3 separate regions of the Mus musculus genome follow, and regions 1 and 2 are each linked to region 3. A link is a contact called in ENCODE Hi-C or POLR2A ChIA-PET data. All regions are on one chromosome and are shown on one strand. The core of a region is the stretch at or near the end of the contact, and the rest is flanking DNA. Distances in the headings are between cores, read along the strand shown.

Evidence for each region. A loop is a pair of places that touch in the nucleus more often than their neighbours do. ChIA-PET counts read pairs that join two places held with the same protein, here RNA polymerase II (POLR2A).
Region 1: a map of heart shows a loop between it and region 3 (6-fold over the local background). The contact joins the promoter of App here to the enhancer-like site in region 3. A Hi-C loop is called at or near these places in 12 of 37 maps with a recorded cell type or tissue (adrenal gland, gastrocnemius, heart and 1 more). POLR2A ChIA-PET finds 5 or more read pairs at or near these places in 1 of 5 experiments (Patski).
Region 2: a loop to region 3 is called in a map of adrenal gland, with 2.0 times the contacts of the local background. The contact joins two enhancer-like sites. A Hi-C loop is called at or near these places in 2 of 37 maps with a recorded cell type or tissue (adrenal gland and heart). POLR2A ChIA-PET finds 5 or more read pairs at or near these places in 1 of 5 experiments (Patski).

Annotation. Positions count from the first base shown.
Region 1 is chr16:85,172,117-85,176,314 of GRCm38, reverse strand. App (amyloid beta (A4) precursor protein) reads left to right here and starts at 2,608. Exons shown (of 18, transcript NM_001198823.1): 1 at 2,608-2,813. The coding sequence starts at 2,757.
Region 2 is chr16:85,091,132-85,095,353 of GRCm38, reverse strand. All of the region lies in intron 3 of App (amyloid beta (A4) precursor protein), which reads left to right. Among named protein-coding and RNA genes, the nearest start is that of App, 80 kb to the left of the region's middle. Within about 2 kb of position 2,348, at least 1 of the 3 ENCODE cell types and tissues checked has a DNase peak (open chromatin) inside an H3K27ac peak, as active enhancers do.
Region 3 is chr16:85,131,527-85,135,720 of GRCm38, reverse strand. All of the region lies in intron 1 of App (amyloid beta (A4) precursor protein), which reads left to right. Among named protein-coding and RNA genes, the nearest start is that of App, 40 kb to the left of the region's middle. Within about 2 kb of position 2,076, at least 2 of the 3 ENCODE cell types and tissues checked have a DNase peak (open chromatin) inside an H3K27ac peak, as active enhancers do; they include gastrocnemius and heart, where a contact is called at or near this core.

The DNA.
Region 1 (4,198 bases), core at 1,359-3,858, 40 kb before region 3:
CTTCCTTGGATTTGTGTGTATGTGTGTGTGTTCTGTTATGTGTGTGTCTGTAAGTATACGTGTGCCTATGTATATGTCTGTGTATATATGTGTATGTCTGTAAGAGTATGTGTGTCTGTGTGTGCATGTGTATGTATCTGTAAGTATATGTGTGTCTGAAGTGTGCATATGTGTGTGTGTGTTATAGGTGTATGTGTGTGTATGTCTGTGTATGTGTGTGTGTTTAAGTGTACGTGTGTCTGAAGTACAGATATGTGTATCTGTGTATATGTGTGTGTGTGTAAGAGTAAGTGTGTCTGTGTGTATGTCTGTCTGTGTGTATGTCTGTTTGTATGTATGTCGGTAAATATATGTATATATGTGTATGTATGTAAGAGTAAGTGTGTCTGTGTGTATGTCTGTCTGTGTGTATGTCTGTTTGTATGTATGTCAGTAAATATATGTATATATGTGTATGTATGTATGTATGTATATGTCTGTGTGTGTAAATGTAGTGTGTTTGAAGTATAGATATGTGTGTGTATGTGTAAGAGTATGCTTGTCTGTATGTCTGTATGTATATATGTGTGTATGTCTGTGTGTGTATGTGTATATGTGTATGTGTGCATGTATGTACATGCCTATGTGTGTGTGTGCGCGCGCATGTGCATGCTTGTTGTAAGTCATCCTTAGGTGATGCTCTGGATGCTGAAGCTTTCCACTTTTTTTTTTTTTTTTTTGGAGATAGGATCTCTTTCCTGGCTTACCTTACCCAAGAGTCTGTCTGTCTCTCTCTCCCTCCTAAGCAGGTGCTAGCATGGCTGACATTTTTATGTGGCTTCCAGGGGTGGAACTCAGGTCCTCGTGTTTAGATAGTAAGTACTTTATTGACTGAGCTACCTCCCTATCCTTTCCTTGGCTTCTGTAGGAAATGAATGCCATATGTAATCAAAGCAAACGTTACTTAGCAAATATTTGTTGTTATTTGTTGAGGACCTTCAGAGGACAGACATTCAGGACAAATACAAAAAGGTATCTGTAGAGTTGGGCAGGTGGTATGTAGGCATGTTGATAGATGAGTGCTGACTTCTCAGAAAGGAAGAGGTGGAGACCTATCCTCCCACCACACTTACAGGGGATTGGATTCCTTGCTGTGGGAAAGAAAGAGCGGGCCTTCTAGGTTGCTTTCTATTGCAGAGTTATAAAAAAATCACGATCCTAAGCAACTCGAGGACAGGGCTTATTAGCCTCACGCGTTCTGATCACAGTCTAACGCGAAGGGAACTCAGAGCAGGAACACAGGGCAGGAACCTGAAGCAGGAACTGGGCAGTGGCAGAAACTGCTTGTTGTTTTTTTCCCTCCTGGCTTCTTCAGCCTGCTTCCTTACACAAGCCAGGACCACCTGCTCAGGGCTGGTCTCCCACATCAACTAATAAGAAAGAATATGCCCCACAGGTTTGCCTGCATGTCAGTCTAATGGAGGCATGTCTCTCAATTTAGGTTCCCCCTTCCCAGATGACCAGAGCTCATGTCAAGTTATTAAAAAATTAAGCAGCAAACACATCAGGTAAAGGAAAAGGCTGTGGCCTCAGAAGCCAGGAATGCATTTGGTATTACCTTCATCTCCTTCCACTAGCCTAGGGAGAGCCAAAAGCTTGGCGTCTGAAGCCACATTAGGTCGGGAGGGTGGTGGTAGTGGGAGCATGTCTGGATGGGTCTAATGTAATTTTAACACTGGGAAGTTTGTGTTTAATCTAGGAGAAAATGGTTTTACGGAGGTTCATTTCACTGGATAAGGGCAGATCCAAAAAAAAAAAAAAAAAAAAAAATCGAGAGCAGAGTTCCAGGAAGAAGTCCTGGGTGATGGAGGTGGAGGAAAAAGAGCCATCACTCGGTATCTTTTCTGGCCTAACTTTGATCTCTTCCCCATCTTAGATTTTTACCTCCCTGCCTCCTTCAATCCCAGATGCCGGTCCCCTTCTCTGAAATTATCCACGTCAAGCAAATATGCAATGATAATACATTTAAAAACCCACTTCCCATCTCCAAACACGGAGAAAAATGGGTCATTCTGCATCCTGTGCCCTTCTCTGGTACATTCTAAAGACAAAAATTCCAGATTGCAGTGGCGTGAAGGGTGACCTCCTACCAAAAGAAAAAGAAAATAGAAAAAAAAAAAATCCTGTTTCTTTTGCTAATGTTCTCGGCCTCGCTCCACCTCTCCAAATAGAGAGAACGAACTGCGGATAAAAATGCACGCATCGCAGCCTTAGCTCCTCAACCACATTTGGGAGAGGCCTGCGGGGTCGGGTGACTCAAGCTCGCGCGGGGACGAGCCGAGAGCGCTCCCGACTTCCCTGGAACCTTAACGTCCTACGGTTCACCTTCTCCCGATTGCGGGGTCCTCTCCCTGACCCAGATCACTCCCCAACTTGGTTCCCAGACCCCATCGGGAGCGCGGCTCCCCTTAGCCCAAGACGCCGCACCTGTGGGCTCTGGGTCGCCTCCCGCTGCGCTCGGGCGCAGCTCCCCGAGGCTCCGCTAGGGGTCTCTGTCGGGTGGCGAGCCGGGTGGGCGGGATCAGCTGACTCTGCCGGCTGCGAGCCCCGCCGCCTCGCTCCAGCTCTGTCAGTTTCCTCGGCGGCGGGAGGCGAGAGCACCGGGAGCAGAGCGAGCGCGGGGCCACCGGAGACGGCGGCGGCGGCGCGGACACAGCCAGGGCGCGGCGGATCTTCCACTCGCACACGGAGCACTCGGTGGCCCACGCAGGATCACGATGCTGCCCAGCTTGGCACTGCTCCTGCTGGCCGCCTGGACGGTTCGGGCTCTGGAGGTGGGTGCCGCGCCTTGGGAACGAGACTGGGGAGGCGGGCGCCGGGAGGACGCGATCCTCCCCACCGAGGAGCTTGAATCTCGAGACGTGGGGGGCTGTCACGGGTAGACCGCTCCTCGCCGCCCCCGCCTGCGGGCGCCCTGCGCTTCGGCGGCTCTGGCCCAACCCTGCCCGGGGACGCGCTGCCCGAGCGATGAAGAGGGAATGGGTTAGGGCGCTGGGGTCCCCATATCCGTGCCAGCCTAGGGCTGGAAGGCGAGGGGACGAGCCTGAACGCAGACCCTGACTCCTCCCTGCGTTGAGAGCTGGACTCCGGGATGCGAGAGACACCCAGTTCGAGGGGGAAGGGACACGTGTGGAAAACCGAAAGCGTAGCGTCTCAGGATTCAGTGCCCTGCGAGGAAATCGCCGCCCTTCCCCTTCCTTGGGGTCCTGGGTTGGAATGGGGGCAGCTCTGGATGCTGGGGAGCGCCTGGCTCACACTCCCTTCCCACCCCCGCCTGTCTTGACTGCGAAGCTGGGCTTTGCTCCTGGCGGCCGCGGGCGGCGGCTGCCTGCGCAGCGACCCTCTCCCGAGTCGGTGCGGGGTCGCGCACCGCCGCCTTCCTTTTGCAAACTTTGTGCATTTTCGTGTCTCCCTTTTGTGTAAGTTCCAAGTGATGGGAGGGATCGGAAAGTGCGGCCACCCGGCACCGTCCCTCAACCTGGACGTCCAGGACTCTTCAGTGCACCTCCAGTTTCTCCCTGAGTCTGAGAAGGTCCCCGGGAACAAAAGCCGCGACACCCCGCCCTCGCCGTCCAGGGCGCGGTGGCGGAGCCCTGGTAGTTGGTGCGCCACCGCCGTTCCTTTCCCCGAGCTGCGCGTCTGCCCCCGAGGGCCTAGAGGTGCTGCTAGGGCCCCGCGGTCTCCCACCCCCGCATCACCACCACCTACTGGCAATCCTGTGAGGGACTGCAAAGTCCTGAGAGAGAGAGAGAGAGAGAGAGAGAGAGAGAGAGAGAGAGAGAGAGAGAGAGAGAGAGAGAGAGCGAGCCGGGAGTGAGGCGTGCGTCTGGGAAGGGCAGTGCCTGGTGGTGGGGAGGCTGAGGCTCCAGGGCATCAAAGGAGGCGTTTGTCTGATTAAGGTGCGGCCTCCTATGGGGCAGATTTGGGAACTCTAGCTTAGTCACCCTGGGGGGGACACAGGATGCTGGGGAGGGTCCTCAGGGTTCCTTTTTTTTTTAAAAAAAAAAAAAAAGGGGTGCAGATAAAAGGATTGAATAGGGTGAAGATTAAGACGGAGAAGATGGCGCCTCTGCAGTGCAGCAAAGAAAAGCTGTGTGGAGGCTGCAGCCTGTGAAATCCACCCACCACTAGGTGTATAACAAGTCTTCCCCATTCATCC
Region 2 (4,222 bases), core at 1,099-3,598, 41 kb after region 3:
AGGGCCTGTTAGCCTTCGACTCTTTTGCAGTCAGGCAGCATCAGGAGTCCATGTCTCCAGCTCCGTTTATCTGTGGAATCACTGATGCTCTGAGCACAGATTCTCTTGATTGTAGTCTTTGCCTTGCTGTTCCTTCTGTGCATTCCTTCATTGTTTTCCATCACAGGCTCTTTTTGTAGACTTCAGAAATCCTAACTACTGGTGTTTTTCTACAGCCTTTCTCCCTGGTCGTTCATTTTGTATAACTCACATGCTTGCCAGAAAATTCCATCCATGCTGTGGTTTCCCTAATAGCCGTCCTGAGTTATCATGCCCAAGGCAAGGTTTCTTCTCTAGGAAGAGTCTCAGATTTGGTGTGACCTCTGGAGTACTGGCACATAGCTTTCTTGGACATTTCAGGAGATACCGGTAGATGCCAGTTCCTTATGAAGAAATGCTGGGCAGTGGTCGAGCATTTGCCTGCCGTGAGTGAGGTCCTGGGTTCGAGCTCCAGCACTGCCAAATGAAACACTACTAATAGATGATAAATTTGAGATTTTTAGATTAAACCGTGCTTAAACAGTATGCTATTTTTATCACTTAATTTATTGCTAAATACCATTTGCAATGATTACAATTTGTCATAAGAGAGGAGTATAGTTATTCTCAGCCTTCTGAAAACTATGCAGATAGGTATATCTGTGCACATGCATGAATGTATATGTGTGTGTGCATGTGTGTGGTACATACTCACGAGAGAGAGAGAGAAGGGGTAGTTATGAGAGATTGAGAAGGGCTGGAGAAAGCAAGAAGGGAGGGTGTTTGTGCATGTACACCCCCTACGCCTGTTCCTTTCTTTTATCAAAGTCTCCAGGACTCTTGGTTCCTTGCTTAAGAACTAATTAAGTCCATGTGAACTAGGAGTCCTGCTGCCAATACCTGGCAAGCATTCATGGCCTGATTTTTAATATATTTTAAAGTGGTACTGTGTAATTAACACATTCTTAAATTTTGACTTCTAAAAAGCATTTTGGAATACTTCGGTATAAATATAAGATTGGTTGCAAAGTATTGGTTAAAAATATAGATGTGGTCTCTAGTTTAGAATGATGTTATTTTATGAGGAGAATTTAGGACTGTCCTAAAGCTAGGGACCAAGGATATGGCTCAGTGGATAGAGATGTTTGTGCATAGGATGGGAAAGCTGAGTTCAGGGCCCACATCTTGGAGAGAAATGACCTTTGAGAGTTGTCCTTTGACCTCTACATATACTTGCTTGAATTCTCTCTCTCTCTCTCTCTCTCTCTCTCTCTCTCTCTCTCTCTCTCTCTCTCTCACACACACACACACACACACACACACAGAGAGAGAGAGAGAGAGAGAGAGAGAGAGAGAGAGAGAGAGAGAGAGAGAGAGAGAAATTTAAAATTAGAGCTGAAAAGACGAAAGTTAAATCATCTGCAAGCAAATGCAGAGGCCGCTTGCTGAGGGAATGCTAACTAGAGTTGCCTAATGAATCAAAAAAATGGCAAATGCTTAAAATTCAGGAAAATACAGATAAGACCTATTATTTATTGTTGTAGTTGAATATTCTGTTGAGATGGGACTGGTTATCAAAGATGTCCTTTGTACTCTACGTGGCTTTTCGAATGTCAGCTCTATTTTCTCGGAGAGATGGGCTACTGTGTCTAGGCTTGGAGATAGCCATATAGCTTGAATAGAACCCCAGACGAGCTGATCGTGCAGATGTCATGTGGCATCCACTGAGGTCAAGAGGAAGGAGTGGCTTTGCCTTTATTTTCTTTATTTTCCTTTCTGATGAATGACCTCAAGGGCACACTTCATACAACTTTAAGCTTAGACCAGAGAACTCCTATAGTCTGCTAAAGTGGATGCTGTTGGAAGGGCTGCCTCACTCACACTTCTTCCAGAAGATTCTGCTACGTATTGTCAGTTTGCCTCAGTGTTTTTCCTACACCACATTCCTGGGGTAAAACAACTCAGATCTGAATGATAACTTTGCTTGAATGCATGTTCGTCAACAAGAAAGGCAGAAATCATACCATCTGAAAGGGGGTATCCCCTTTAATTATTTCAAGCCTTAGTCACATAGGTCCTCCTTCTGATTGTTTAATATAAAATGAGAGATGTAAGTTCTCCAAAAACTCTGCTTGTATCTTCTATTTTTGAGAAATGATTTAAGTGCATTTAAAAGCTTAGTCTCTGCTTGCCCAGAATGCTTGCTCTTCAAAATATCTGCTCCCCGGAGAGGTAAACTCAAGTTAGTCTTTTCATGTGACTCTGGATCGTTGACCTGGAAGACTTCGGGGTAATGGAATGGGCTTTGGCACTGATCGCTGTTTTCTGGTTGAGTACCCAGCCTGGAAAGGAAGGCGTGACTGAGCCATGTGCAAAGGGGGAGGGTGGGTGGAGTCTAACGATGTTTGAAGCATGAGTACACCTTCATTTGATGCCTCGATTTACTGAGGGAGAGAACTCTAAACTGCTGCATCCATGGATGGATGGAAGTGCCTCAGCTTGTAAGGATGCTTATTTAAATGATTTTGCATATTCAAATGATTCTACAGCCAATCAAACGCATTCATTCCCTGCCTGGTGAGTGAAAACTGAATGACACTTGTGCTCCCTCTGAAAGGAACAGACGTTTTCATTATCAAATTCAACCAAGCAGAAAATCTGGCGAAGGGAGCAGAAATCTCCATTTATTTACATCTACCATCGACTGTTTGGTGATAGGAGATTAGTAGGTTGAGGAAGAGCCTTGTTCTCATTTAGCTATGTGACCCTAGACTTTTGTCTCCTTGAAAATACTTACTTAGGTTATGAGCATGAAGCCAACCAAAAGTCTCAAATTGTGCATATATATTTAATTCTCTATAGATATTTCTGGTGCTTGTGGGCAGAGAGAAGTCCTAGTCACATATTAACATTCTATGTCTTCCTTATACTTTAAAGCCATTGCTTATCAGCTGTAAAAGCTTAACTGCTGCCTTTATGTTCTGTTAGCAGAGTGTCCCCATCTGACTTCCATTTTATTTGCATCAGCCGGTGTAGTTCATCATAAAAGTCTGCATTAGAGAAGTGGATCAGAACCCTCCAGGGGAATTTGCTGCCAAAGCATAGTTAGAGATCTACCTTTTGAATCCTCCATATAATTCTTTCTTGCCCAAACCTTTCTCCGTACAAGTCCAGGAATTCAATTATTTCAGCTCTCTGAGGAGCAGTAAGCTCCAGAAAATTGATTTGCAATAATGAAACTAAGCCTTGTTTACAAATCTGAGTGGCACTTTCGAAGACTGGACTGGCATGGTGACAGGAGGAGGGTACGAATTTATCTAGGGGCTCACCCCCTTTGAAAAGATCATGTTTGTGGAAACACGGCTGGAAAGGATATAGGTAATTTCTAAAAGACCTTGATGGGTCATGTTTTAATCTGCTTCCTTTTTAATTCTATTATCTCCTGTGTTGCTCATCCCTAGGTGTGCTGCTGAGAGCGAGTGCTTTAAGAGAGTGAGTGCTGATAGCTGACCATAGTGCTCTGATGCCCAGTTAAAAGCTGAGCCAGTTTCAAGGGGTATGGCCTCATTTCTTTGCAGTTGACTTGTTAAGTGCTGTGACATTTTTTTCCCATTCTCTTCTTTCTCCCCATAAGATATTTGACCCAGTGAGAAATGGGCCATTTTTCTTTGCGTACATGGGATTTGAAAAGCTGGTTGGACACCATGACGTCTCTATGTGTCTAGCCGGTGACTAGAAATGCCAAAAGAGAGGTCAGCCTTGGAAGAGTAGAGAAAGTGACTGAATCCTTAGGCCCGAGTGGTATTCCTGAGTGACAGTGGAAAATGAGCAGAGGGCAGAGCTTTGTGCAATCAGGACTGTTAAAAAGTGGGTGGGGGGGCGGCACTGAGAGTGAGCTTCACACAGAAAGCGGAGAACAAGAGCGGTCTGGCTTGCGGAGAAGCGGGAGGAGAGGACTGAAGCTACAAGAAGACGGTGGTGTGATGGAGTGGTCAGGGAACACGGGGACTGAGACCAAAGCATTTGGTGTTGACCTTGAACGAACTGTTGTCGATCGTCATGTGCTGAGCCACGTGGAAAGGATCGGAAAGATTCCGGCAAGGTTTAGAGAATGACGGACGGACTAGAGCTCGGGCAGAAACTCTCTAAGTGCCTCTTCCTGTCTTGATTATAGCCTGCCTCACACAGGGGTTTCTGGATCTGG
Region 3 (4,194 bases), core at 827-3,326:
TCTGTTTGAGTACATGTTGGTATTTGGTTTTCTTGTTGGAAATTGACCAGGATTTATTTCATGCATGCTTTACACGAGCCTTACCACTCTACCTAAGACTCAAGGCCAATTTTGATGTATTCTCTTAGAAACACAGAGGTAAATAATAAATGAGTTTTCTCCTAAAGATTTAAAAGCTTAGTTCAGAATTTCAACGAACACACTGTTGAGATTTTCCAGCCAAGTACTTCTTAATTCTCTATTTGGAAGGGTTTCCTGGGAGAAGGTGGCCTGTGGGGGATCCCTGACGTCTTCATGGTAGGTACAAGCAGGGCCACCCATATTGTGATGACCAACTATCCCAATGACCTTGGATTTGCACATGGAAACAATTCTGGAAGCAAAATGACTTCAGAACCATGTGAGTTAGCCAGTGGAGAGCCACTGCATGGTTGAACTACACATGTGGAAGCAGTGGTAAGCCTTCACTGAAAACTACACTGTGGGTGTAAAACCGAGTGTTTGTGAGAACTGAAAAGCCATCTTCCTGAGGGTCTGAGAAGGATGCTCTTGCTAATTACTGCCTCCATTTTTTTTTTACTTAGAATGATATAGAATCATGTAGAGAATAGCCCCAGGAAAGAAGGAGCCATCGTAATACATGGTGCCATCATTTTAAAAATCACAGCTATGTGCATTTTGATTGGTTTATTCAAACAAAAGTGGCTGTATCAGTATCAGTGTGGTGTGTGTGTGTGTGTGTGTGTGTGTGTGTGTGTGTGTGTGTGTGTGAACACTCTCTGGATAGATTGTGTAGTAGGACTTAAATCTTCCTATCACCTCTTATACTCCAGAGAACGATGTAGCTTGAGCCCCATATCACATCTCCATCTCCATTTCAGGACTTAGCCTCTATAGATCTGTCAGAACATCCCTGGAGAACAGGGCGTACATGGTGACAGTGGAGTTCCTTCTCCTCCTCCCCCCCACCCCCCGCCTGTCATAGGATATGGCTGGCATACCCCTCCCCCTGAACTCTCCAGTCCAAAGGCTGGGCTACCCTTCTCCTCTGGCTCTTTTCTGTATGATCCAATGGTCCTTTTGTGGCCTCCTGTCCTTTTGTTGTCCTGATCTTCCCTCTCCCTTTATGGCTCTCCTCACACTGCCGGCCTCATCTTTACTCTGGGCTGTCCCAGATGTTTCCATCTCTGGCTATGCTCTCCCTCATATTTACAGTAAACTTTCTCCTCTACTATACCTAGGAGCAGTTGTGTCTGCCAGTTTCCTTTCTTACGTTCCTTCTCCTGCAATACAATTCACTTTTGTAGGGGCTGAGAAGGGGCGGGCTCATCCTCTTACACCAATGAGCGTCCTTCTCTTCTGGTTTTTGGCTAGGGCAGTAGTTCCATGTGTCTTCATTTAGTATATACTCAAGGCTGCCTAGCTGCTCGTCCTGAGATGTCGTGACTCCTTCCCACACTCTCCTGTGCTTCTTAGCTGCTGCAGTCATCACCGTGCCTAATCCATACAAGTGCCCCCGTCCTGTGGTGTGTCCAATGAGACACCACCATCCTACCTTTCTTTATTCTTTCAGCACTTTCTGTTCTGAGGTGAGCCTTGTCTGAGCCTGTACCACTGGGTTGGATCTCCCCACAGTCCTTTTCTGTGGCTATGCTTACTGCCTTGGAAATGTTTACATGATCCTAAGTCACCAAACCAGAACTTCCCTGAAACTTCGCCTCCGACCGACCGAGACAATTCTGTCCTGTCTACTGGAAGTGGCAAGGGCTCCGTAGCCATCAGCACCGAGTTTGAGTTTGGCTTATCTGTCAGCGGTTGGTTTCCCGCATCATCCTGAAAGTATTTTCTGTTCACTAGTTCACTAGCCTTTCTTTCACTTCAAGTGTTAGGTTAGGAGTGGAAATCTCTTGAGAATCCCTTTGTGCAGCTGAAGGCATCTCAGCTGCAAGAACTAAAACAAAACAAAGTAGCTGATTGGGTGCTTCATTCAGGAAGTATGGCTGGCCACTGTGTTTGTGCAATCCTGGAGCCCAGTGGGACAAGCCTATGTTACTCCTCTCAGGAATGTGCTATTCGAGCACCAGGAAGTGAACCGAGCTGCCTGGCTCAGAAATCCCCCTTGCGTTTTGAGCTGTTGCCTTTAGAATGTTCTAGGAAGAGCCCGAGGTCAGGCCAAGTTCAGCTGCAATTGGTAATGGCCTAAGAGTGAATTCTGTGCTTTCTTTTCTCCATTGGCTCCCACTGCGAAAATCTTATATATCCCTAAGTCGGGGTTTATTTTATATCGTTGCACAGCTTTGTTAATATCGACAAGTTCTTTGCATTTTGATTTTAATGTTATTATTTTTTTACGCCGGGCATTCTTTAGCTCTTGTATTTATTGTGGGAGGGAGGCAGGCATGTTGTAGAGAGCAAGGAAGTTGTCACAGGAGGTGGAGTCGCGTTTATCTTGTTTGTACTTTACAAACTAAACACAAGCCTTCGCTCTGCACTTACAATGCTTAGCTGGATGCTAGCTGGCAGTAAAGACTTCACTGCTCTTATCACTTTTGACTTCAAATTGCCCCCTAACACAAAATAGAGTGTTGTTATATCCCTTTCAAAATTATAGCCCCCACCCCACCCCCCCCCCCCCCCAGCACTGTGTTTCTGAGAGCCTTTGTTGCCAAAGGAATGGCAATTTGAAAAAGTGGTTTTTGTTTTGCTTTTTGGTTTTGGTATGGCTGGGGGCCATGAAAAGGGAGGCATCTTTGATAGTGCCTGACTCTAAGTTACTTGAGAAGGATAGTCTCCCTGTTCTTATCAAGCACATAGCTGGAAACAGAAACCTTTGAGTATTCTTTACAACCCCGGAGAAGAAATAATCTTGGCTTACCCTAAGAGAGATAAGGTAACAGAAAGCGACTGGAACAATGGACAGGAATGCTGTTTTTAAGTGATCACCAATTTTCACATGGACTCCCGTATTCGCTCTGAGTCTTTCTTGTGCCCACAAGGCAGTTTCTGCTACACCCAGTGCCCCTGTGGTAAAAATACAATACCATGAGAGTTATAAACGCAGGGGAACAGCCGATGAGCCAATGTTATGAAGCTTTGGAAAGAATTAAACCAAGGGATAAAATGTAAATATTTGTTCTGCTCATGTAAAAAAAAAATGTTTCACGTCCTCATCCTGAAGCATTCCCTGTGACTCTGGTACACATAGAAAGGTGACGTCCTAAGGCCACAGATTGTTGCTTAAGTGAAAACCCAGATTCACTTCAGTCCTGTCTGAGTTGGTCACTGGTCTCTTGGTATCTTTACATGAATGTGTACATGCGCTTCTCAGAATAATGTGTGGCAAGAACCCTCACTGGGTATGCCACACCCATTTGAGCATATATTGCTTTCACCTTGGGAACCGTGGCCATAGTGACGTGTTTGCTGATGAAATCTGTACACAACTGACCACAAGTAGTACAGGATTTCCTATTCATATAGCTCTAGGTAAAGTGTGAGTAGAGATATAGTCTACTTGATAAACATTGTATCCACATTTGAAATATTTCCTTGTAAGTATGTATTGGCCAAAATAAAATATATACAGCTGAAAAACCATCAGGTGGCTAAATCGTGTCTTTGCAGAAGTCTCAAAGAGAAAGAATCAGAGGAGGGCTATGTAATTAGTCAGAGCTAGAACTTGGTAGCAGTTGATTGACATCTCCCTATAGGCTTCAGTGCTGATGCTTAGAACAAGACTGCTTCTACTTAGGTTTTTCATCCCCAGATCTGTGTGTAAGAACCAGCATCATATGGTCCATACACTATCGCTGGTCCTAAGTCCTGTCATGCATCACATACTGGACGTTTACGGCACTTCTGGCTTAGAAGGCTGCTATTCAATGCGGCTAGTAGTTGAGATTTTCACTTGCCAAGGGAAGGTATTTACTGTGTATAGTGAGGCCCAAGGTCTGATAGAAAAGATGGGAAGCAAACCTGAAGGTAAATTTGCCCAACACAAGTCTTCATTGTTGTTTATTTTCAAGCAAAAGTCTATTTATAAGCGAGGTCTGTTGTAATATTTTGACTTTTAGTTGTGACACTCATTCTCCCCCTCCCCCCCCCCCAGGCTTACTTTTAATGATGGTTCTTAAATGCTTTAACCTCCCTTTTAGCCCTCTACCCACCAGATATAGTGGAAAGGGATACGGGGGA